3 separate regions of the Homo sapiens genome follow, and regions 1 and 2 are each linked to region 3. A link is a loop called in an ENCODE intact Hi-C map of the cell type or tissue named here. Cell type or tissue: mammary epithelial cell. All regions are shown on one strand.

Region 1 (8,000 bases), 130 kb after region 3:
CTGATACAATATCTTATTCATGTTTGTTTTCCCTAGAGCCAACTATGCTGCCTAGCACATAATCTGCCTTCAACACATTTTCATTGAGATAAACTTTATCACCCCAACAACCCTATCAGATAAATATTACTATCAGTTTCTATTTATTTTTAATTATAGGAGCCACAGAAACTCTTACTCATCTCAAGCCTGTGTGCTGAGGGGAACCACCTGATTATCCTCATTCTTACAGAGGATGTAATCAAGGCCCAGGGAGATGCCACAACTTACATAAGGTCACCACAGCTGACTTTTTTTTTTTTTTGAGACAGGGTCTCACTCTGTCACCAGGCTGGAGTGCAGTGGCATGATCATGGCTCACTGCAGCCTTAACCTCCTGGGCTCAAGTGATCCCCCTGCCTCAGCCTTCTAAGTAGTTGAGGCCACAGGCGTGCATCTCCATGCCAGCTAACTTTTTTTTTAAATAGAAAAGAGGGTCTCCCTATGTTGCCCAGGCTGGTCTCAAACTCCTGGGCTGAAGCAATCCTCCTGCCTTGGCCTCCCAAAGGGCTGGGATTATAGGCATTAGCCACCACACCCAACAAACCACAGCAGACTTTGATCACCTAAATTATGTGTCCCTCCTCTATTCTTGGGGGTGGGGAGGGGACAGAGTCTCACTCTGTCGCCCAGGCTGGAGTGAAGTGGCATGATCTTGGCTGAATGCAACCTCCACTTCCTGGGTTCAAGTGATTCTCCTGCCTCAGCCTCTCCAGTACTTGGAATTACAGGCACCTGCCACCACACCTGGCTAATTTTTGTATTTTTAGTAGAGATGTGGTTTTACCATGTTGGCCAGGCTGGTCACGAACTGTACCTCTTCTTATCTTCGCTATTTATTGAGTGCTTACAGTGTGACTACCACCAAGCACTTTATGTATATTGTAGCACTTTTTTTCCTTACAAAAACCACATGAAGTGGGCACTATTATCATCTCATTTTACAGATAGGCAAACTGAGGATCAAGAAGGATCTGTGCCTGGCCACCCAGAGCTGAGCTGTAATCCCAGGTCTGTCCAACTCTTTACTCATGCTCTTCACTTGATGCGACATCACAGACACGTGAGGCTTAGGTTCTAAAATCAGTGCATGGAGCAAAATTCACACACGATGAAAAGTATCCTTGAAAATCTCGTAAGTCTCCTTTAAAGTAAAGTGCGTATCATTTTATTTAGTAATAGATATGTAAAAATGTGTAATATATTTCAGGGCTCTATCACATTGAAAAAATGGATTTCAACACAAGAATCACACTGTGGCATAGTCTGGCTGGATGCTCACAAATTCCATTTGTTTTCTTCTGGGACTCACAGAAAGATTTCCTTTCCTTTTGCAGTTAAACTGGGGCTGGGTGACTGGGCTCTGGCCAATGGAATATGGATAGGAATGATCAAAGTCACTTCTAGGCTTGTCCTTAAATACTTCCGTGATCCTATAGTTCAGAAGCTGGCAAACTATGACCCACTGCCTGTTTTTGTAAATAAAGTTTTATTGTAACATTGTCACGCTCATTGATTTACATACAGCCTATGGCTGTTTTCATGTGCAATAGCAGAGTAGTAGTTGTGACAGTGATGGCATGAACTACCAAGCCTAAATTATTTACTACAAGATGGTCAACCCCTCCTCCAGTACTCTTGTGGTGGATGCTTTGATGGTCACCTGGGTCTCCCTTTAGTGATGAAAAAGTTATTTCCTCATTTGTAGGGAGTGCTGCTGGAAGATGGTCCTCTTCTGCATCCAATGACTTATCAACATAAAGGTTTAATGGCATCATCACCTGGCTCTGACTCAGAACAACTGTGAAAGGCCACCTAGCTCCATAGTTCCCAGAGAGCTGGAAGAAACCATTTTGGGGGATTGCGTGGCAACTCAACCTTTCCCTCTACCCAGTTTTGCATCCTTATCTCCCTTCCACAAGCATTAATCCCCAAAGAACTCCCTAATGAAAGTCCTGCACTCTGACCTCCATCTCAAAGTCTGCTTCTGGGGAATCTGATGAGCGGCAGCTCTCATCCCCTTCCAGGGTGTTTGATAGGGCAGTGTCGCAGATGGAAGGTCTTGGGTCCTCTGAGTACTGCTCAGAGCACAGCCACCAAGAAGAGCCTCTGAATTCACTTCACAGTGTAAGAGGGGGCAGACTATCAGCTTTTATTGTGTTATGCCACTTAGATTTTGGCATTGTTTGTTCCAACAGCTAGTTCTACTTATTTTGATAAACACAGTCATGTGGGGGATAACAATGTCTGGGTCAACAACAAACCGCATGTATGATGATTGTCCCATAAGATTATAATACCGTATTTTTGCAGTACCTTTTCTATGTTTAAATATGTTTAGATACACAAATACTTCTCATTGTGTACAATTGCCTACAGCATTTGGTACCGTCACATGCTATACAGATTAGCAGCCTGGGAGCAATAGGCTAGACCATACAGCCTAGGTATGTAGTAGGCTCTACCATCTAGGTTTGTGTAAGTGCACTCTATCATATATGCATGGCGATGAGTGTGCCAAACGCCCCATTTCTCAGAATGTATCCCCATCATTAAACAACACGACAGTATACTCAGCCAGGCAAGCTACTGATGCAGCGAGAGGCTTGCAGGAACCGAGACTTAACCGTGAGAACCACAGATTCACACACACCATCTCATACTCACTATAGCATCTGCCCTGTGAGTGGGATGGAAGTTCAGGTCACTCAGTCCATGCCCATTATATTGTTCTCTTTCAGTCTGTTTTGTTTTCTGTCTCTCTCAGCACATGGAGCAGAATTCTCTTGTCAAATATAGGCATGATGTGATTGCACCTCTATCCCTGTTTGAGCCCTGACCATCAAAGTAACTTCGAGCAACTTGCATTCTGCAATGGTTGAAGAATGTAGTGTGTGGACGTCTGAGAGGAGGATAAGTGGGGCATCAAATCAAGCCCAGATGTCAGTCTCCCCAACTCCAGCTGTTGGTTGGGACAGAACTCAGAGGAAGAGCCCTCAGTGGGGGTTCCTAGGAGCTGAACAACCCTACTGCTGGCTACCCGCTGGGCGTGGCTGCACTTGTGTCAGCCCCAGTGTAAGAGCATCTGCAGAGGCAGCTGAAGCCCAGCAAGGTCTTTTGTCCCCCACTCCCTCAAAGTCATCCTAGGACACAGGTGTGCATCCCTCACAGCTGACCGACTGAAGATGAATCAGCTTCCCTGAAAGACGTGCCCCACAGGAGTGTGTCAGCTGAAACTCATCTGAAGGAGCCTGATTCCCTCCCTGACCACAGCTAATGAAAATGTTTGGCTCGCCTGGAGAAGAATCTGTGTTATTCTTTAAAGGAACAATGCTAACCACAGATGTACAGCATCTGGCATGTGGCAGATGTTTCCCTGAGTGAGAGGAACAGCAACTGGACCAGCCAGTTCATGAGATACCTTTGGGTCTAGGCATGTATTTTCCTGATTTCAGCTCTGGATTTTGCTTCTCAAAAGTTCAGGGGAAGTCCAAATGCCTCTTCCTATCACATGATATTTTCATAATATGCTCCCTGGCCTCTTATCTTCTATGATTCTCAATGTATATGCTTGAGAAAAAGACCCATACCCTTGTCCCTAGGTCCTTGCTCTTGCTGTTCTCCATGTTTGTTCCGCCATTTCTCTTTTTTATGAGTCAATTTGTTAGGGCTCTTTCCACCGCAAATGAAAGAAACCCAATTTGGACTGGCTTTAAGCAAAAAGCAAAACCGCAAAAAGCAATCCCCAAGCTACAGTTATTGAGTAAAATGTAACTTAAAAATCCAGGACCATTTGACATCAAAGTCAGGTATTGCTGGATTCAGGGATTCCAGTGATTTTTCTAGGACCTGGTTTTGTCCATTTCTCCATGTCTAGACTATGTTTTCTTCCTTATTGGCTTCAGTTTCAGGCAGGCACTGGATGATCTGTCCCTGGCTGCTTCAGGCTACCAGGTTAGCAACTTTATAGAAAGAGATTGCTTCTTTTGCAATAGTCCTGGGGATGGGACTGATTAGGCCATCTTGGGACACAAACATGTTCATCCATGAGCTAATCACAGTAGTCAAGGGGATGAGATTCCCATGATTTTCCATGCCTGGGTTCCCTGCTCATTCTTAGGGCCATGCAATGGGGTCTTTCCCCAAAGGGTATCAGGATCCTATTATGAGAATGAGGGTGAATGGATGTGGCACAAGAAGAATCAACAGATATAATTCATAGTCTGCTTCTCAAGGTCAAGTTCATCTTAGGCCTTTCTGTAACTCTGACCTTCCCATGGAGGTTTTCCTGGTGACCTCAGTCCATGTCCCCTTCTCTGTTCACTGTAGCACTTCATTGATGAATGTAGGATTGTACATACCTCCTCTGCCTTGCTGGTTGTGTCTGGAGGGACTTCCTGGGCAGTAGAGGACATGGAGTGGGATGTGGTTAGAATATGAAAGGCAAAAGTCACCTTGTATTTCCTTTCTTCATTTGAAACACAGTGAAATAAAATGGAAACAAGAAAGCTTTGAATTGGGAAAAAAAATTCAACAGTTAACAGGCAGTTTAGGGTAGGGAAGAAATGGGTCTTGGTAGCAAGGACTGGTGGGTGATACCGCATGTGTATGACTGCTTCTCCACCTCAGGCTCCCCAGTAGCTGCCTCCGCCTTCAGGTAGAATGCCAAGGTTTGCATACTTTGGGGCCAGCTGGGTGCTTATTTCGTCTGTGCAAATCATTGAGCGTTTGGTGGCCAGTGCTTTCTGCCTTATATTTCTCTCACACAACACTGTGTGGCTGGCACTTTGCTGAGTGCCTAATAATTACTCAACAAGTTTTTGTTGAGGGAAATCGTGTTGTGCCTGCCAGCACTCAAGCCGGCAGTCAAGAGGTCTGGGTTGTAATCAAGCCTCTTGACCTTGACCAGGCTAAGTAGCTGTGCAGAAAAGCACTGAGCAGGATACCAGCTATTTTTATCTAGTGTTTCTAGATCACAATAGTTACATTCCGGTTCACTTGCAGTGACCCTGTGACATAACCCAAATGCTGCAGGGTAAGGCTGTCGAGGTCAAATCTAAAGCAAAAATTGGGTATAATCGAAATGTCCCTGGAACCTCCTATAAATCATCCATAAAGTAGAGTTTAAAAAGTTTTCGGATTACAGCCAAATGCAGTAATACTTGTAAATTATGTGGGATGGATATAGTAACACATTGCATATTATTTAGTGAGAGCATATATTCTACAGTGCAATATTGAAGTATACCTTTATGGGTTCAGTACAAGATTCTCACAAACAGGAAGTTAGAGAAGAGCAACTCCGCATATCTGGCTTTGGTATTACTCTGGGGCACAGATGCCTGGAGTGGATTATCAAGCAACATCTTCAGTACTAATTAAATCATTATTTTAAATTGTTATTTTTCTTTCTCTCTCTTTGCTTTTTACTGAATGCAAATGAATGGATTTATGTAAATTAACTGTGCAATGAATTTTCCCTAGTCTTATTCAATTAAAAATGTTGATTATAGATTCAGAAGGTGCCAGGCACTGGGCTGGGTGTGGGGACTTCAGCAATGAATAGAATGGGCGTGGTTTCTGGCCTAACGGAACTTAATAGTCTTTTCAAATTGTTTTACAAATGAAGAAACTGAAGTTCGATAGAGGTAACTGCCAAATATTACACAGCCATTGAAGAGCAGGGCTGGAATTTGAATCCAGATCTTCTGACTTTAACTCTGAACTTTTCCCAGCTACTCTCTGCTGGCTTCCATGGTAAGTCAAGTCACTTCCAAAGTCAAGGCCAGAGGCCTGGAGTTCATTACTAAAGAAAAAGGCCGCTGGGACTGGCCATTTGCCTTGGCACTGGGATTTGGAATTGAGTTCATATTTGCTGTTGAATCGTTCCCTTCAGTAATGGGATAGCTTGGAATGGAATGGTAACGAGAGCCCTGTTTGCTCCAGAGGGCCCACTCCCTGTCCTGCCCACCAGCCATAGTGGTTGACCACCCTCTTTAAGCCCTCTATTGATTACAAAGAGTCAATTTCTTTCTGATGCAAATGGCTGAGCTCAGGGCAGTTAGAGCTGAGCCATGGCCCCTCAAATTACTGCCTTCCGGACTAAATATGTCAGGCAGCCTTCCCGAGGGTCCTTGTCATGGACAAAGAGACTGGTTCCGGGCTTGCATCTCCCTGCTTTGGTATCTGATGTGTGTACATTCCTTCCTCATGTGTACCCGCAAGTGGCCCAAGAACCAGGGTGCCCCCCTCTCCAAAGAGCCCCAGCTCTCTGTGAGCCTCTCAGGCCCCATCCTTGGAGGAGGAGGCTGCCAGCAAGACCCATCCAGAGCTTGCGGTTTGCCCTGGCCCTCAATGTGCTGACCCAGCCCACCACAGGGTGGTGGCGCCAGGCCTGGGCTCCTCCTCAACTGGGCAGAGCCATCTGGATGAGTTAAAGAATCATCTTCATCTTGAAAACAGTGGCAACTCCTGTCCTGTGACCCTGAGCCAGGGCAGATTTTGCATCGTCTGCTCTGTTTCATTAAGGACAAGTTTTCAGGGAGCAGATGCTTGAGTTAGAATTGATTCCTTTCTATTGCTCCTGTCAGAAAGACAGAAATAAAACATTTAATCTAAGGAAAGTTGGCTTCTCACACAGACTTGTGGATTTGCCCTTTGGAGAAATGTCACTAATGGCATTTTAATCATGCTTTATGTGCCTGGAGACCAGTAATGAGAAGAACTTCTTATTTACCAAAGCAACTGCTAGCCCCTTAATGATGGGCTAAGTATCAGCTACTGGCAGGATATGTAGTGGGGAAGTGCTGTGTAATTACCAGGCAAATTCATCATTATTTCTGTCTTATAAACCAGAATATGTGTTAAATAATACTTTAGGGCCACTGAAGGTAATTATGGAGCCCCATCTCTGTAAGAACATGTAATTATCTTACGGTTGCCCTGTGTTTACTGAGCAAATCTATGCAATTATTATCTAAAGCCCAAATCCTGCCCTCAGAGCCACAAAAGTGCACCCAAGGGCAGGTCTGCCGCATGTGCACCGGGTCACAAAGGACTGGGGCCTCCACTTCCCAAATTTCAGCTTTGCCTTCATCCCTGGACTCAAAAAGCCACAAGTGAGGCTTTGTGAAATGGGTTGTTTCTGTTTTTGCATCTCCCTGCCCCAATCCATCTCAGCCCCTGCACTGGCCTCCCAGTTTTGCGTGCTTAATAGATCCATGGGTCCCCACCACTTGGCATGCTGAGACCTCAGCATCTGGTGACAGTGGGTTCAGCTCAACAGTTCAAGCCTTTTTTAAGGCTCACCTTGTGTCAGGAATGGGGCTGGGCTCTGAAGACAAGGAACTGAACAGGACATGGCCCCTGCTTTAGAGCGCCCAGGTGGGAGGGGTGGACAGGTGTAAGGCATGGTAGGTTTGGCATGGCAGAGACTGCATAGGGTCAAAGTCAAGAGCATGGCCTCTAGAGCCAGATTGCCTGGGCTTCAGATTCACTTATGCAAAATGGGGTTATCAAAGGGCTTTCATCATAGACCATTTTGTGTTACGTTCAGCCAGTGCTTAGAATGGTCAGTGCTTAGAACTCAGCTGATGCAAGTGGCTGAGCCCAGGGCAGTTAGAGCCATGGGCCCTTAAATTACTGCCTTCAGGACTAAATATGTCAGGCAGCTTTCCTGAGGGCCCTTGTCAAAGACAAGGGGCTGATGATTCTGGGCTTGCATCTCCCTAGTTCAGTATCTGATGAGTGTGGCACAGCCAGGTTATGTGGTACACAGTTTGCTATTATTATAATGTGGTAAACATGGGTAGAAAGCCCATCCAAACTGTTCAGCCCTCAAAGGCCACCATGAGATAAAACCTTCCCTGCTCCTGCCCAAGAGAAGCCTTCTCTTTCTGCTCCGAGCTGACGGAGCACCTCATCCCAGAAGTCTCTTAGGCTGTTAGCCTTTTCTAGCAGGC
Region 2 (8,000 bases), 180 kb after region 3:
CCTGACAAAAGTCCTGAAGTTGACAAATTGAGGATTACTGTGTCTTAAATTTCCTATAGATGTATATTCTCTTTACCATGTATTCTGAAAAGTAAAGAGAGTCCTTTTTGTTGATTTATCCTGAGTTGGAGGTGGTGGGTGGGGGAGAAGGGTTGGATCAGGAAGTAGATTGGGCTAGTACCTACTGTTTGTGGGATGGAAAGTGCTTAACTATTTTGGAATATGTACATACAGGACATATTCCATGTTTTAAGCCTTCTCAGGATTAAAAATACTTCTCTTTCTTTGGCTAGGGTAATGTTGCTAAAAAATGACCAAGAAGCTGGTGAAAAGGGATGTGGTTAGGGTTTGGGAGGGTTGGAGGATGGAAGGAGATCCTTATATGAAAATTCATTTTATAGCCAGTAGAACCTTCCAATAGAGGGAAGGTAAAGTAGTTAACTTACCAAATGGGGTCCCTGGGGAGTTCCTTTAGGAAGCATGCTCCTTATTGTAATCCAAATTTATTTGTGAAAGTCTATTTTATGCCACTTTTTATATCCTACAAAAGTTAAAATTCCTCCTTATCAATGTAGTAAATTTGGGGAATTGGGGAAAAAAGTATGTCTCTTAAAGATTTTGCATCAAATGCTCTATTCTGGTCTGGTGCCACCCATGCTGGGAACCACATAGTATGATGGAAACTGGGAGTCAAGAGACCTGGAGTCTCTTCTAACTGTGCCTTTAATTTGCTCTGCAGCCTTGGGTGCTTACTTTCCTTCTCTGGTACTCAGTTTTCCTATCTGCAATATAAAGACCTTGACCAAGGGAATGTGGATTGAAAATTTTTAAAAAGTTATGTATATGGGATACAAATGAATTCTTTCACTGATATGAACATTCATGGAGTTCAATACAAAAATGGTGAAAGTGGAGCCTCCAGCAGCTGCCCCATCTCTGTATTAGTGGACCCCAGGGTGTCCCTGATGAGCCCCCAGGGCTCTGCAGATATCAATATGAAAACCACAGAAGAGGATCTTCAACATCATGTTCAGCTTTGTTATTTCATAGACAAATGTGCCATAATGAATACACAGCCCCGAGGCAGACCAGAAAATGTTTGTGCATGAGGTGGGAGGGGTGGGGGACTTCCCTGGAGCCTGGTCAATGCTGGCTGCTAAGAGAAAGCAGAGAGCAGTCATTCTCTTAACACAGATGGATCTGAATGCAGAGGGGCCACAGAGTCACATGGATTCTTACAGCAGAGCAAAGGAAGTCCCCATCCAGGAAGGCTGTTGTGGAGGAGGGGATCAGGTCCTCATGCTCTAGCTGCCATTTGGCTGGAGGTAGCCGGGAAATGGTCAGCTGGCTTGGGATCAGGGCATTCAAGAAAAATGCCTTTGGGTGCCCTTGCTTGACACTGTTCCTCTGGGTTCATTGAATCTGTACCTGGGCCATGTGGAATAAGCCAAACAGGCTTTGGGGTAAATGCAGACTGTATCCCCCTTCCCCTACACCAGGACAAGTGCCACCCAGCCTTGGAAGTCCAGCTCCACCCCAAAGCCCTTCCTGACAATGGCCGCTCCTATGTTTGGCAGCTTTAGTCCACTTTTAGCCTGATCACCTGCTGAGTCCACCTGCAGGCCTTGAACTGACCTAGTTCCCAGACCAGTCCTGAGAAGGGTGGAGCAGTGCTTCACAAAGTATGTGCCAAGGAACCCTGTTTCCATAGGAGATTAATGTGTGTTCAAGGTAAAAATAGATATTGTACCAAGTAAGCTTGGGAAATGGTGAGTTGAAGTTAAGCAGATTTCTTCATTATGGAACATCTCAGAGTTGAAACTTTAAGAGGTAGTCATGTGTGGATTTTCGAAACATATTTGTTTCAGGGAACCTTCCACCTTTGCTTTATCCAGCATCTGTTCCATGGAATTCTTTTTGGGGATTGCTGGGACAGAGTGTTTAATCAATAGCTTCCACACTTCTATTCAGTGATGCTTAGAATTAACTCAGGCTTCTGTCTTTAGGAGTTGGTAGCTGAGTCATGCATTCATTGCTGAGTTTTTGTGTTCATTGCTGAGCTTTTGCGTTCATTGCTTAACCAACATTATTTGAGCACTGCAATTGTCAGGCCCTAGGTTGGTGTGAGACCACAGAAAAGAGTAAGTTACCCATTTCCTGCCCTGTGGAGTTCACAGAAGGCAGTCAAAAGCAAATACGTAGCTGCAAACACAGATGGCAGACTCTGTGCTAGAGGTCCTCAGCCTGGTTGGAACATCTCCAGCACTGAGCACAGTGCCAGTGCCTGGGACACAGTGGGCAGTGGTATCAGCTCTGGTCGCCTTCAACTCTGAGTTGGGAGCCATAGGCAATCCTAAAATATTGGTTGACACAAGTAAACAGTTTGTTTTTTCCTCCTGTGGTAGGCTGTATAATGGCCCTCAAAGATGTCCTTGTCCTAATTTTTGTAACCTAGGAATATGATTCCTTACATGGCAAAAGGGACTTTTCAGATGTGATTAAATTAAGGATCTTGAAATGGGAGGATTATCTTGGATTATCCTCATGTCCCTGCTGTATCCTGATTGTCCTGATGTTCTCACAAGGGTCCTTAAAACAAGGACGCAGCAGGAGCCAGAGAGGAGAAGAGGCATGATGGTGAAACCAGAGATTGCAGGGATGTACTTGGAAGATAAAGGGAGAGGCCACAAGCTGAGGCACAAATGTGGCCACTAGAAATCAAAAGAGCCAAGGAAAAGGATTCTTCCCTCAGAGGAAACAGAAGGAACAAGCTCTGCCAACACCTAGGTTTAACCCCAAGAAACTGATTTTGCACTTCTGACCTCTAGAACTGGAAGAGATAAATATATGTTGTTTTAAGCCACTAAGTTTGTGGTCATTTGTTACAGCAGCAGTAGGAAATGAAGACACCCACCTAACACAATATCCAGAAGTAGGTGGCAGGAGGAATGTGCAGCTGCTTGAGCAAGTCGTCCAGGATCGAGCTCTTCCAGATTCCTGTGGCACCATCCTCCACACGTGGCATTCTTCCTCCTGATTATAAGGTGGGTGCGATATCTCCAGGCGTCACGTCCACATGGCATGCTGAAAGGAGAAAAGGGCTAAGGCTTTTTCCTTGGAAGCCTCTCCACCCCCTCTTTTTTTTTACATTCAAGGAAAGATGCCATTTCTAGAGATATCTGCTTAGATAGCCTCTACTTGCAAAGAAGTCTGTGAAGGTGATATTTTTTTGATGGTGCATGTTACTTTCCTGACCAAACTGGGATTCAGTTGGTAAGGAAGAAGGTGATAAAGGACATTGGGAAGGCAGATATCCTAGTATCTGTGACCATCCTAGTGTCCGAATGCTCAGTAAATATCTGTTAGAGGACTAAATGAATTATGGAAGGAGGGAAAACTGGAGTCAAGTTGTAGATCTGTTAGCCCATGTGAGGAAGTGGGGGACCCTGAGCTAAGGCAGGGATATAGGGGTGGGTAGATTGGAAGGGATGTGAGAGTTAATTCAGATCCACGGGGCTTGGTGACTGAGTGGAGAATCAGTGATGACACCCACCTTTCTAAGTCAGGTAGCTTACTAGATGGGGGTGCAGTTTACCAGGAAATGGAATACTGGGTGGTTTTGGATCTTCTGAGTTCAAGGTGTCTGTGGTCCAGTCCTCTTAACCTCCCTCCCTTGCCTGCTTCTCAAGGCTGTTTGCTCAGGACCAGCAATTTCCCAGGGGCGATCTGTCTGTGTGCAGCTGCAGCCACAGGGTGACACTTCTTTTGTTTTCTCTTTTTATCCCTTTCCTGTCTGGGCTGAATCCAGCCATGTTGTAAACATTTTTACGGTCAAAGCATCTTGGCAGCATCCTTCAAGCTCCAGCCTGGTGCCTCCGCTCCGTGACTCACTGGCAAAGATCTTGCTGCATAGGATCAGTTTGTTTTTTTCAGGGGGGTTGGAGTGGGGCGGAAGGAAGAGCCTCCGGTTACGGTGCTCTTAATGACTTAGTCACAGCCTGGAGTTCTCTGCTTCAGACTGCTATTTTCCATCTGTACAACTGGCCATTCAGGTACCTACTTCTAAAATTATGACCAAGGCTGTTGTATCTCTGTCGATGTTGGACCCTATAGCTCTCCATATGGGGTCAGCCTTTAGAGCTAACTGTCTCAATCCCTTTTGTTCTTGGACGAGTGGTTTGAGTCTTCCCTTGGATGGCACAGACTGTGAGAGCTCATGGATGTCCATGGTCTTCCTGGATACCTGGCTAGACTGCATTCCTCAGCCTCCCCTGCAGTTAGGACTGGCTGTGTGACTGGATATTGAGTGCTAGTGGAAAGAAGGGTTCCACTTCCGGGCCGGCCCATGAAAGGCCCCTGTGTGGTCCTCCAGGAGAGATCCAGAAGTCTCTGCGGCCCTAGGTGAATTGTGGAGTAACAGATGGGAAAAGCTTGGGCCTCTGAATCACTGTACAAAAGGCTACCTGCTGGACACCTGGGAGCTAGCCAGAGCAGAGGCATTCCTTCCACTCCTCCTGGAACTCTGTATTTTTGGAATTATCTCAGGGACTATGGTCAATGCCGCCCAGATTAGTGTTTGGTGATAGAACTTATCTTAGGCTCTTTACATTTTTATATAATTTTTATCTTTGCTTGTGTTGTTTCTACCTTTACATTGAACACCCTTTGAAAGCAGGGATTATGTCACATAATTTTATTTATTCAGAACAACAAACAGTGTTGAGTAGACAGCAGGCACTGACAAAACTTGTACTTTAAGAATTAGAGGGCCAGATGTGGTGGCTCACACCTGTAATCCCAGCACTTTGTGTGGGTGGAGCACCTGAGGTCAGGCGTTCGATACCAGCCTAGCCAACATGGTGAAACCTCATCTCTACTAAAAATACAAAAATTATCTGGGCATGGTGGTGGGCACCTGTAATCCCAGCTACTCTGGAGGCTAAGGTGGGAGAATTGCTTGAACCTAGAAGGCAGAGGTTGCAGTGAGCCGAGATTGAGTCATTGCACTCCAGCCTGGCCAATGAGAGAAAATCCATTTCAAAAAAATAAAAGAAAAAAAGAATTAGATATGTTTAAGAATTACAACACCATTTCTGCTCAGTCCTAACACCATTAGGGAATATGTAAGCAGCAATAAAAATATAAAATACAGTCCAGTATCCCTCCCAGAGCACACAACAGTTTCTCACTGATTGTTCAGAGCTTTTGTAGCTTTCAGCGTACATATATTAGATGCTAATATGATTATCGTATGTATTGAGCACTAACAATTTTCCCAACACTATGCTGAAAACTTTATTAAATTATCTCTTCACACACCGGGGCCTTTCAGGGGGTGGGGGGCAAGGGGAGGGAGAGCATCAGGACAAATACCTAAGGCATGCGGGGCTTAAACCTAGATGATGGGTTGATATGTGCAGCAAACCACCATGACACATGTTTACCTTTGTAACAAACCTGCATGTTCTCCACATGTATCTCAGAACATAAAGTAAAAAAATTTTTAAAAATCTCCTTTAATACTCATAACAACTGTAGGTACTATTATTTTTCCCACTTTGGCATGAGAAAATCACTTCTAAGAGAGGTTGAGTAATATACTTCAAGCCACTGAAGTATAATAAGCATAAGATCTGGCATTCAAACAGAGCCTGATTCCAAAGACCCAGCATTATATAACAATTTCCTGCCCCATTCTTTCCCACACTCAATCTCTTGAGTGGTCCAGAGCCCTGTGGGATTTGCCATGCCTGCTTTGTCAGAGTAGGCATCTAGCCCTACCTGTATTCAATGCCCGGGGACCCCACCCCGCCTACTCAGAGCTGTAACTGACTCTTTAGATTTCGTGTGTCTGTGTATGCCAAGACAGATGTGAAACCTTCAGTTGGGCAGATTAGCATCTCAGACTCAAATCAGGCCCCACATCTCGCCTCAGACACGTCCAACTCCCAGGCTGCTCCCGGTGCTAAGGTGGGACCGGCAGGGAGCCAGACAGGAGCACAATGTTCTCTGCCCATCAGACATTGTCTGACACCTGCGTGGGATTACGGGGTGAGCCTCCAGGCTCCAAGGGACACTCCCTCAGCATGGAATGACAATGAATTCAGCGAATTGTTGGAACTTCAAGTAAGGAAGAGAAATCTAACAGGCATTTCTGAGACCTATGATGATCTGTGCTCTGAAGGGGATGCCAGTGGAGAAGTTAGCGCAAAGTCCCCAAAGTTAAAAAACACACAGGCTTCGACAGCTGCAAGGCCCCAGCTCACCCCAGCGCCTCCTCCGGATCCTTTTGTTTAGGGCCAGCCCTCTTTCTTTTCATAGATTCTTGCAGGGGTTTTTCAAGATGATGATAAAAATAGTGCTGACAGGCAATATTTCTTGAGCCTTTACTAGTACTCTGCTAAACATTTGATGTAAACATGTCACATTTAATATAGCAAGCCTAGGAAGAAGAAGGTGCCATTTTTATCTTTCTTACAAATGAGGAAACTGAGAGGCAGGAAAGAATTGTCCGTGCTCATATAGCTTGGGGGTTGTGGGGCTGGAGTTCCAGCCCAAATTTCTCTAACTATCTACTAGCATTGGCTCAAGTGCCCAGTGAGCAGTTAATTATGGCAGCAGCTTGGCCTAAGAGAGGGAGCACAGGCTTCAAAGTTACCTAGATTGGGATTCAAACCCTAGCCCCACCACATCCCAGCTATGAGTTCCTGGGCAAGTTAGCTCAGCCTCCTGGAGCCTCTCAGTTCCTGAGCTGTGAAATAAAAATGACAACAGTAACCTCCAAGAGTTGTGACGGTTACTGAGAGAATGTAGGGCATATGGTAGGTGCTGAGCACGTAAATGTAGCTGTAAGTATTACATTTTCCTAAGGGCAACTTCTCTGTATGATCTAGTACTTGTATATTCTGTTGCTAATCCATTCATTTACTCTTTGATTTATTCATCATGCATTTACCGAGCACCTATTACATTCTAGAGATTGCTGAGGATGTGTCCTGTTTGCTGACCAGGACTTTCAGTTAGGATTGCGTAAGTCCACACTTATCAGAAACCCAACTACAGTGGTTTTACCAAAGAGAGGGTTATTTTTCAACCATGTTCAGAAGTTTGGAGTCAGAGAGTTTGAAGCCGGGTGTAGTGCCTCCATGATTCCATCTGAGCCCCAGCCACCTTTATCCCTTTGCTGCTCCAGCTTTGATGAAGAGCTTTCATCCTCATGGTCACCTGTGGCTATCAGACGGGCTGTTCCACTTCCAGTTCTTTGGCCACACTCCAGGAAGAAAGAAGAAAGGAACCAGGAAAGAAGACATGCTTATTTATGTCAGAAGAAAGAAACAGTCCGAGATATCCCCAACATACTCCTGCTTATGTATCGCTGGCCAGAATTATATCACAAGGTCACCTCTAGCTGCAATTAACAACATCGGGGTTCTTTTGGTAAAGAAAAAGGAGAGCATAGTTGTTGCAAGTAGTACAGCACCAGCTCAGATTCTGTTGAATATTAAGTGTCTTTAAAGCAAGCCTTGGCAATTTGCCAAGCATTGTTTGTACTTTTCACTTGTTACTGGGTTTAAGCTCCCTAGATTTGCACAACAACCACATGAGGGAGGTAGGTACTCCCCTCCCCATGCTCCATTTCTCACACTTCTCATTCCCACTGGCGGCAGGTTCTCTGGGAAACCCAGGGCTTTGGCCTTGGCCTTGTGCGTGTTACAGGGCAGGCAGGTGGGGCTAGCCTAGTCTCCTTCCTTCATTTCCCCTCTCAGCTGTGCAAGTGCAGGGTGCTGGGGGAGGAGACGAGGTAGGGCATGAAGGAACACAGTGGAGTATATGGTTGGCAAAGGCGTGAAGGTCCTTGCGGACAATGGCTGAGATCATAGGCTTTGGGGCTTGAATCCTGGCTCTGTCATGATTCCTGTGATCTTGGCAAGTTGGCGACCTCGAAAATACAGATAATGGGAGTGACAATTTAAATAAATTAACACATGAAAAGATCCCAG
Region 3 (8,000 bases):
ACCCATATCTGCAAAGGGGTCATTGCAGGGGATGGGCCATGTCTGCAGCAGATGGATGCAGAGGAGTTGGTCAACCGAAAATGTTAATGGCGAGGACAGGATGTGGAGGATCCTGGCAGAGAAAATGGCAGGTGCCATGTCTAGGGGCATGAGCACACTCCCCAACCCAGGGCACAACTAGGGTCTCCAAGATGACCACAGACCCCTGCCCCAGCCTCCTTGAGGGTAGGAACTGAGAGTTGAGTACTGGGCGAGGCTCATCCCCATGATGGGACGGCAGGAAATGCTCGTCTGGGGCCGAGCACACTCCTCAGCTCAGCCTGCGGTTTCTTGGGGCTGTGCATTTGCAATGAGCAAGAGCATCCCAGCAGGCAGGCTTGTGGAGCACTAATGAGGGAGATGACAAGCCTCCCGATGGATCTTGCAACGGGCTGGGGAGGAGGGACCAGCCTTTTAACTCTAGGAATAATGGACAATGAGAGCTTCTCTTGGAAGGAAAAAGATGCTTGTGAGGAGATAATGAGAGAGGCCTCGGGGGCTCCTGAGTGCTCTCCAGAGGCTTTGGGGGACGGACTGCAGCCTGCACGGTTGCTCCCGCCCTATCTGATAGGTCTTGTACATTGCTATAAATCAGTTTTCTAAACAGAAGAGATTCTGTCTGGATAAAAATAACTTCTGCAGAATCTTCTCTTTCACTTATTTATAAAACCATTCATGATTAGAATATAAAATAAGATAGAAAGTCATGCCTCTTTTTAGCTTGTTGTATTTTACCATATTAAGAAATGAAGAAAAGTTTTTTTGGTTCTGCTCACCTGGATCAGCTAAACTCAACTGACTAATTTCCTTTCCCTTTGGAAAACTAATTTTGCTTCTTAGGTTTTTGTGTTCCTAGCTCATTGTCCCCAAGGTTAGTGATTCAGTAGTGGCCTGAAGTTATCATTTAATAGCAGTGTTTGCAATGAATTAAGAAATAATAGGATGAAAACTTCCCAAGTATGCGTATTCATGGGTGATATTAAATCAGTCTTCAGAAATTGGAGGAAAGTTTGGATAGAACTGAACTGAAAACAGCGTCTCTGGCATAGCTATGTGAGGACAGACATTAGATGGAGGTGAAATACACCAAGCTGCAGCACAAGTCATGATTTGTCAGCACCCTGAAGAGTATCTGCCACTCCCATCTCGGTTTATTAATGATGCAACAGTTCTGGGGACTTGGCTGTGACTGGAGCCAGCCTCCCATGTAAATGTTGAATTTTTTTTGTGGCAGTTTCAGCCCTGCTGCTCACTGTGGCTTAGTATTTGATTAGGAAGGACCCCTTGCTCAGAGTGTTTATCCCTCCTGGAGTGGGAATCAGGACTCTCTTGTTGCAATTCCAGTGCTGCTGATAACTTCGTGAACTTGGGGCCTGTATGTACTTTAACCTCCCTGGGACTCAGTTTCCCCATCTGTAACATGAGGAGATTGGCATAGAGCATTCTAAGTCCTTACAGCTCTAACATCTACTCATGATAACAGTCCTCATTTTGGCTTCTGCCGTAGGTACTATTTGCCTTCTCTGCCTTCCATCATATACACAATCTGCCATGTTGCCACAGCAACCTTGTGAGGTTGGTACCATCATCATCCTCATTTGCAGGTGAGGAAACTGAGCCGGTGGCGTGATTATCCGAGTCCCTCTCCTTATAGGAGTCGCCTTGGCTGGGTTGCTGTGACTGATGACAAGCCCAAGGTGCAGATGCTGGATTTCTTAGCAGTACTGGCTCGGGTTCTTCTGGGTTTGGAGGTTGATAAATAAAAGTTGCACAACCTTAAGCTTATCCAAGCCTTGTTATAAACAGTGTCAGAGTGATCAGATGCTACCAGTTGAGGCTGTCCAAGTTGTAAGCAACCTCAGCCCTCTGGCCCAGCCCTTTCTCTCCCTTCCCAGGGCAATTGTAACCTGGAAGAAAAACAGTTGCACTTTAGAATTCTGATTTGGTGTTGCATTTGGCTTCAGAGACGTGAACGTCCAAAAATAAACAGCTGCTTGGCAACTCCAGTCTCAGCTAAATGGCCTGGCATTTTCAGTCTTTCTTTGAATCTGATATTGTCTGTGTTAGCGTCTCTTGTGTTACCAGAGGCTTTTTCGTGCTCCGGGTTATGTGTAGACTGTGAAGTAACCCATCCACACCCACATTCCCTGGCATCACTTCATCCACAGGCCCTCCTTGGGCTGGGACTAGGGAGATACCCATTGGAAGCAAACTTTCCATTTACCAGGGGTAAATTAATTCAAGTCACTGAGCCCCCTCAAGGAAGCCTGTGTTTAATTCCTCTGTGTATAAATGGAAGGTTCATTAATTTTCATCAGTCATCTAGTATGTAATATAACTGCTTCCTGTTTAAGCTACAGAACAATAGGTGTCGTCAGGGCCACATTTACCCTGCTTTAAGGTGACTGCTCTCAAACCTCAGAGTGCAGCAGAATCACCTGGGAGGCTGTAAAGAATGCTGATACCAGGTCTGCCCCCTACCCTGAACACTGCCACCTTCATTCACTAGCTCTGGGGTGGGCCCAGGAATCTGCATTTTAGCAATCAGTTTCCCCTTTCCCCCTAACCAGGGGATCGGAGGCAGGTGATCTGCTCACCACCCTTGGACAGATAGTGCTCTAGAGTCTCTGACTGTCCTTTTCAGGCGGGTTTGTGGCTCACTTTTGGCATGCCCACTCAGCACGAACTTTCCGGTGGCCTTTTTGCTATTTCTTTGGTTCTTGCCTGGTCAGCCACGGTTTGTATCTTATGTTTACAAACCTCAACAGGGAGTGTGAATCTGCCCACGGTTTCTTAGTCATTAATTCCACTTCCCTTGTGGCATCACCACTTGCAATGACATTCTTAGCTCAGTCTTTGAAGGGGAGAGGGGTGGGGGTGAGTCTTAGAGACCAAGGAATGACTGTCCCTGTAGATAAAAATGTCCCAGCCCTGAGGTCCTCCTGAGCTGGCCCAGGCCCAGTCAAGCACGAATCTGCTTTGTTTTTTATGTTCTGAAAATAGAATGCATTTTTTATGGCAGGAGAGAAATCAATATCATCACAGGAATCATCATCTCTTTTATGTAGAATTTTGAGAAATAGAGGTTTGAGAACCAAGTTACAGAGGATTAAATTTTCAGAACCTCTTACAACATTAAAGGGCTGATGAGGGCCAGTGAGGGGATGCCACTCTTTGAAGGAAAAGCTCCTAGCTACACATACCATGCTCCCTGGCTTCAGTGCCTCGCCTCAGAGCCTGTTGATACAACTCTTGGCTTCCAATCCATTTCTTTCTGAAATACATTCATGTAGGACATGAACCAACAGGCTAAAGAGGAAGGGAAGAAGAGGCCCATGGGCCCCCAGGCAGAGCTGGCTTGGTTCCCATGGGGCCCGTTGCATCACAGCAACTTGCTGGGGTGTTGTTCTGAGTTGGCCAGGCCCCTCCATAAAGAGCCCGGGGTCATTTAATTAATTAGGGGCTTTGTTTGCAAGATGGGTGGCATCACCGTGGTGACTGTCCTCGGCCAGAGGCTTTTTGAGTGAAAGCCACATGGTGATCCTGGGAGCTTTGGACCGGTGTGGCCTCGGTGGGGCTGTGCCTTGCCCCACACTCTGTGCATCTCCCAGGCAAGAGCAGGAGCACTTTACAGCCTCCAGCCGGGCTTGGCTGCCTGCTCCTGCTGCAGGCGGCCTCTGGGCTCCTAGGTAAGGAGAGATCCCCTGAGCTGCCTCTGACTTCGTGCCCTGCAGCTCCCGTGGAACGTGCCTGGGTATGAGATCACACCTTGTGAATGGCAGGGAAGTTGCCAGCTCGTGTTGCTGGGATTAGGATGCAAACTTGTTCTCACTAAGTGATGCTAATGCCATATTTATGACTGTGTTTCTTCCCTGCTGCTCAGCCCTCCAGTCCCTCCTTTTGGGACCTCACATATGACCCTGTAAAACTTCATCTGCTTGGAGGGGGGTCCATCTCACTAGGCTTTAGGGACCCTTTCGGATCCTACAGGAGATTCTGTTCCCTGTGATGTTTTCTATTCATCCCAACTTTATTCATAGCCTTAAAAATCAGCAGCCTCTGGGCTCGAATTCTAGCTCCACTTTTTTTTTTTTTTTTTTTACAGGCTATGTAACTTTGGGAAATATTTATCTTTCCTGGCCTCAATGTTCTCATCTGTAAAATAGGATTGTAGGTAGGCTTAAATGAGATAAGGTCCACTGGCACATGATTAACACCTAAGAAATATTAATTATTGCTATTATTAAGAATATTGCCACTGATTTAAAAATGTTGAGGGTCAAAGACGAAGCACTAAGACCTGGCTACTCCAAGTGTGGTCCCTGGGGCTGGCATCACCTGGGACCTTGCTGGAAATGCAGAATCCCAGGCTGGATACCCAGACCTATGGATTCAGAATCTGCACTTTTTCAAGATGCATGGGTGACTCCTATTTGAGAGGCACTTCAAGAATACTCCTTGAAGTCCAGCTTATATCAATGAATGAGCATGCAGGGAGATGGTTGCAAAAGGAGGAGGGCAGGGATTCTCTTGGTTAGAGCCTCGACGACATACAACCTGCCCAGACTCTCTGCCACGCCCCCAAGGCTGGTCCTACACTACACAGGCGTCCTCTCCATAAGACACCAGGACACCCTGGGGCTGGCCGGATATTAATTTTAACCTGCTTTTGCCACTGTGCAAATGTGGGGAGGGGAGGATATGTGTGGGGGTGGAGAGGAGCCAAGAGACCTATGATATGATTTGCTGTGGGCTCATTACCTCTTAAGTGTGGTTTATAATCACTGCCATTCAGTGAATACTGTGTGCTGGGGCCTTTACTTACCTAGTTTCCACTCCTCACAACAACCCCAAGAAACAGGATTTTGTAACCCCATTTTACAGGTGAGGAAACCGAGACCTGGGAAGTTTGGGCTTGCCTGAGGTCACCCAGCCGGTGACAGTCTGAGCATTTACTCTTCTACTCTGCATCCCCCAGCCCTTCCTAGGTCACCAAGCTCTGAACACCCACAGCAGCCAATGTGGGAGAGGATGCCCAGCAGGCCACAGAGCAGGTGGTTTTTGGTGATTATTCAAAAAAGGAAAAACCTCCAACCCTCAAGAGGAGGCTGTGCCTGTTGCATGTAACAGAATTGGCTGGGCTGAGTTTGCCTCTGAAACAGGCAGGCACTGCAGGGCGGGATTCACAGGTTCTCCACCAAACCTGCTGCTGCAGAAGGTTTAAACATTAAACCATAAGGTGGCCTTATTTAAAAGCAGACCATTTTATAAGGCACATGGTACTGTCTAGACTTGGGAACATTTATGAATGTGGCTGTACTGTGAGTCGGGCTCAAACACCTGAGTTCCCTCCTCCTCTCAGGCTCTCTGACTTGTACAGGAACAAATGGGATTTTTAGGGGTGGAGGGTGTGTGATTTCAGACATTTGGTAATCTCTTCCTGCTGGGCCCCTTCCTTACCTCTGTGTTTCTTTGTAGATGTGAGAATTGAGGAAAACTGGAGAGGAGGTTTCCTCCGCAATGCCGGGCATGTCTGTGCATTTCTTTGGTAGCCCTGGCCATGAGGGTAATTATGTAATTACTGGTGTGAGTTTTGCTTATTGCCCGTACCCTCCCCACCCCACCTCCCACCTTGAGGGCTGGAGCAGTCGCGCTGGCTCCCTTTTGTGTAGCCGGTACTTGGTAGGTTTTCAAAAAGAACAAGTGGATGAACAGTCAAATTTCATAAAGGCTGAAGTGTGAATATCTTGAGGCTGAGTTTTGATTTTAAGTAGGAACATATTTGTGCCCTGTTCAGCTGAATGGTGAAAGGAGACAGTGTGGGAGCGGGTGGAGAAATGCTCCTGGGATTGCTTTTTGGGTTCAAGATGTTCATCCTCCTGTCTGGTTTGGACTCAGGAGCCCTGCTGATAATGGTGTGTAACCAGCTGATCTGATCTTCCTGATTTCAGATGAGGTTGCAATGTAAAGACCCAGGATGGAGATGCTCTTGTCCTTTATGTACTATGAAAACATGTCCCTAAGACCTCCACTCACTGTCTCTTGAGGAGCCAGGAGGAATTCAAGTTTGCTCTGAAAAAGAAAGGAAGAAGGGAAGGTTCTACTTACAGAACACTCACTCTGGGTTAAAAAAGACTGACACTTATTTAGCAGTTACCCCCTGGCCCAGGTGTATTCTTGAGCACCTGATGTGTAATCCTTACCAGGACCTATGAGGCAGGTACTATTATTTCTCTACTAGATGAATGAGAAAACTGGTGCACAGAGAGGTTATGTAACCTGCCCAGGGTCACACAGCTAGAGGGTGATTTTAGCCTGGACTTAAAGCCATGTTCCTAAGCATTATGCAATACTGTCTGTGCACTGGCTCAGTGTATCCTTCAACTTCCTGAAGCAGATACTTTTGCAGGAGCTGCGTTAGAGATTTTCTTTTTTTTTTTTTTTTTTTCCTTAACAACCCTTAAACAATATGACAATCATTCTTAGCTCCCTGGGTCCTACAAAAACAGGCTGAATATGTGGCTAATAAAGTAGTTGGTGTGAAATGCTCCAGAGAAGATAAAATGGGAAGGGTATAGAGAGAGGGAGGTGGCCATAAGTGTGGCCTTATCAGCTAGAGGGATCAGGAAGGATCTCCCTGAGAGGGTGGTGTGAAGCTGAGGCTTAAATGAGAAGGGTGCAAAGATCCCTGGCATGTAAAGCATTCAGCACGGTGTCTGCTCCATATATTAAGTGGCTAATGAATACTGGCCATTACTATTAGTAGTAGTAGTGCTTTTTTGTTTTGTCATTAACCGGCTGTCTGAACCTTGGATGGGTCCGCCACCACTCTGGGAGTAGAGCTGAATGTCTTCCCTCCAGCCTTGGCAGGTGCACAGATGAGAGTGATTTCTAGCATTTGTCTCCTCCTGACTTCCTGTCACCCCTTTGAAACAGGGGAGCAGAATGCACCCTCTTTTACATTTTCAGTGGAAAAATCATTGTAGGAAAAGGGAAAATTTTTGTGGAGAGACAGCCACTATGCTTATTAACATTTATGGAGCCCTTTTAGTTTCCTCAGTGCTGAGCAAGGCTTGATGAGAATGTGGGCACTTTCCTTTTCACACCCAGCTGAAAGCATCCCCTGGCGATTGCACCATGGGACCCTCCGCCTCGCTGGACTGTTAGGGGGAATCAGCAAGTGGGCCTATTTTTTTACCCTTTAGAATGTTGCTACCCTCCTCTGACCCTGCATGGTGAAGAATTTATGCCTATTGTAACTTGACAATAGAGCCTCCTTGAGGCCAAGTTCAGCTTGCTGCATAATCAAAGGGGTGGTTTCTACCCTCGGCCATCTTTAGTTTATGGAGGAATGTAGGAGTTGTTCCAGCAGCCACCCACACCCTCCACAGCCTGTGTGTGTTCACTGTCTGCTTCCTCCCAGAACAAGGTCCCAGGATTACAGCCCTTCCTCAGATAAAATAAAGCCATCCAGTCATATCTTTACATTTGACGTAAGTGAAGGGAAGTTTTTCTTGCCCTATACTGAATGGGGCTGTGGTGAGGACTTGGGGTAGCTCTGAGTCTGGCTCTCTGCTGAAAAGGGGCCTTTAAGCTGGAAGGCTCATTCATCTCCATGCAGCCTCCTTCTATCCAGCCATGGGTCCACCCAGGGTCGAAGGGAGGTGGAGCCTGCCCCTGGGTTTACAGCAGGGCCCCCTGTGTTTTATATTTGTTTAGCTATTCCTCTATTGCCTGTGTAGATAGATGTTAAAGGAATTCTTAATCTTCTTACTATTATGCTTGTCGTGGCAGTATTATTTAACTGGGGTGGTTCCCCCTTTTTTTTTCCCCAGTTCTGCTACCACCTCTCTGGTCTGAGCTTGCATCAATTAATAACAGCAACCCTCCCCTCCCTCTAGCTTCCCTCCTTTCCTCCTTCCCTTCATCTTTCCTTCGTTTTTTATCTACCTGCCTACCTG

What was found. Hi-C counts contacts between places; a loop is a spot of excess contacts. Peaks named below come from ENCODE experiments on the same cell type or tissue, not always from the same donor. Only the 100,000 strongest peaks of a DNase experiment are listed, where the experiment ranks them.
Region 1: a loop joins it to region 3, with 2.9 times the contacts of the local background. A loop is called at or near these places in 4 of 110 quality-filtered maps.
Region 2: a loop joins it to region 3, with 2.8 times the contacts of the local background. A loop is called at or near these places in 3 of 110 quality-filtered maps.

What each region holds. Positions count from the first base shown.
Region 1 is chr12:105,979,117-105,987,116 of GRCh38, reverse strand. No RefSeq gene overlaps it. Among named protein-coding and RNA genes, the nearest start is that of NUAK1, 160 kb to the left of the region's middle. In mammary epithelial cell, no CTCF peak of the experiment used is centred here; DNase peaks (open chromatin) are centred at 136 and 3,336; H3K27ac peaks cover 1,361 bases.
Region 2 is chr12:105,930,333-105,938,332 of GRCh38, reverse strand. No RefSeq gene overlaps it. Among named protein-coding and RNA genes, the nearest start is that of NUAK1, 200 kb to the left of the region's middle. RefSeq lists an enhancer at 2,389-3,588. In mammary epithelial cell, no CTCF peak of the experiment used is centred here; DNase peaks (open chromatin) are centred at 2,062, 3,002 and 3,902; H3K27ac peaks cover 2,778 bases.
Region 3 is chr12:106,108,043-106,116,042 of GRCh38, reverse strand. The region is part of intron 1 of NUAK1 (NUAK family kinase 1); the gene reads left to right. Among named protein-coding and RNA genes, the nearest start is that of NUAK1, 27 kb to the left of the region's middle. RefSeq lists enhancers at 1-274, 275-851, 6,932-7,676, 7,677-8,000. In mammary epithelial cell, a CTCF peak has its summit at 7,310 (motif pointing left); DNase peaks (open chromatin) are centred at 1,172, 2,822, 3,372 and 3,662; H3K27ac peaks cover 4,008 bases.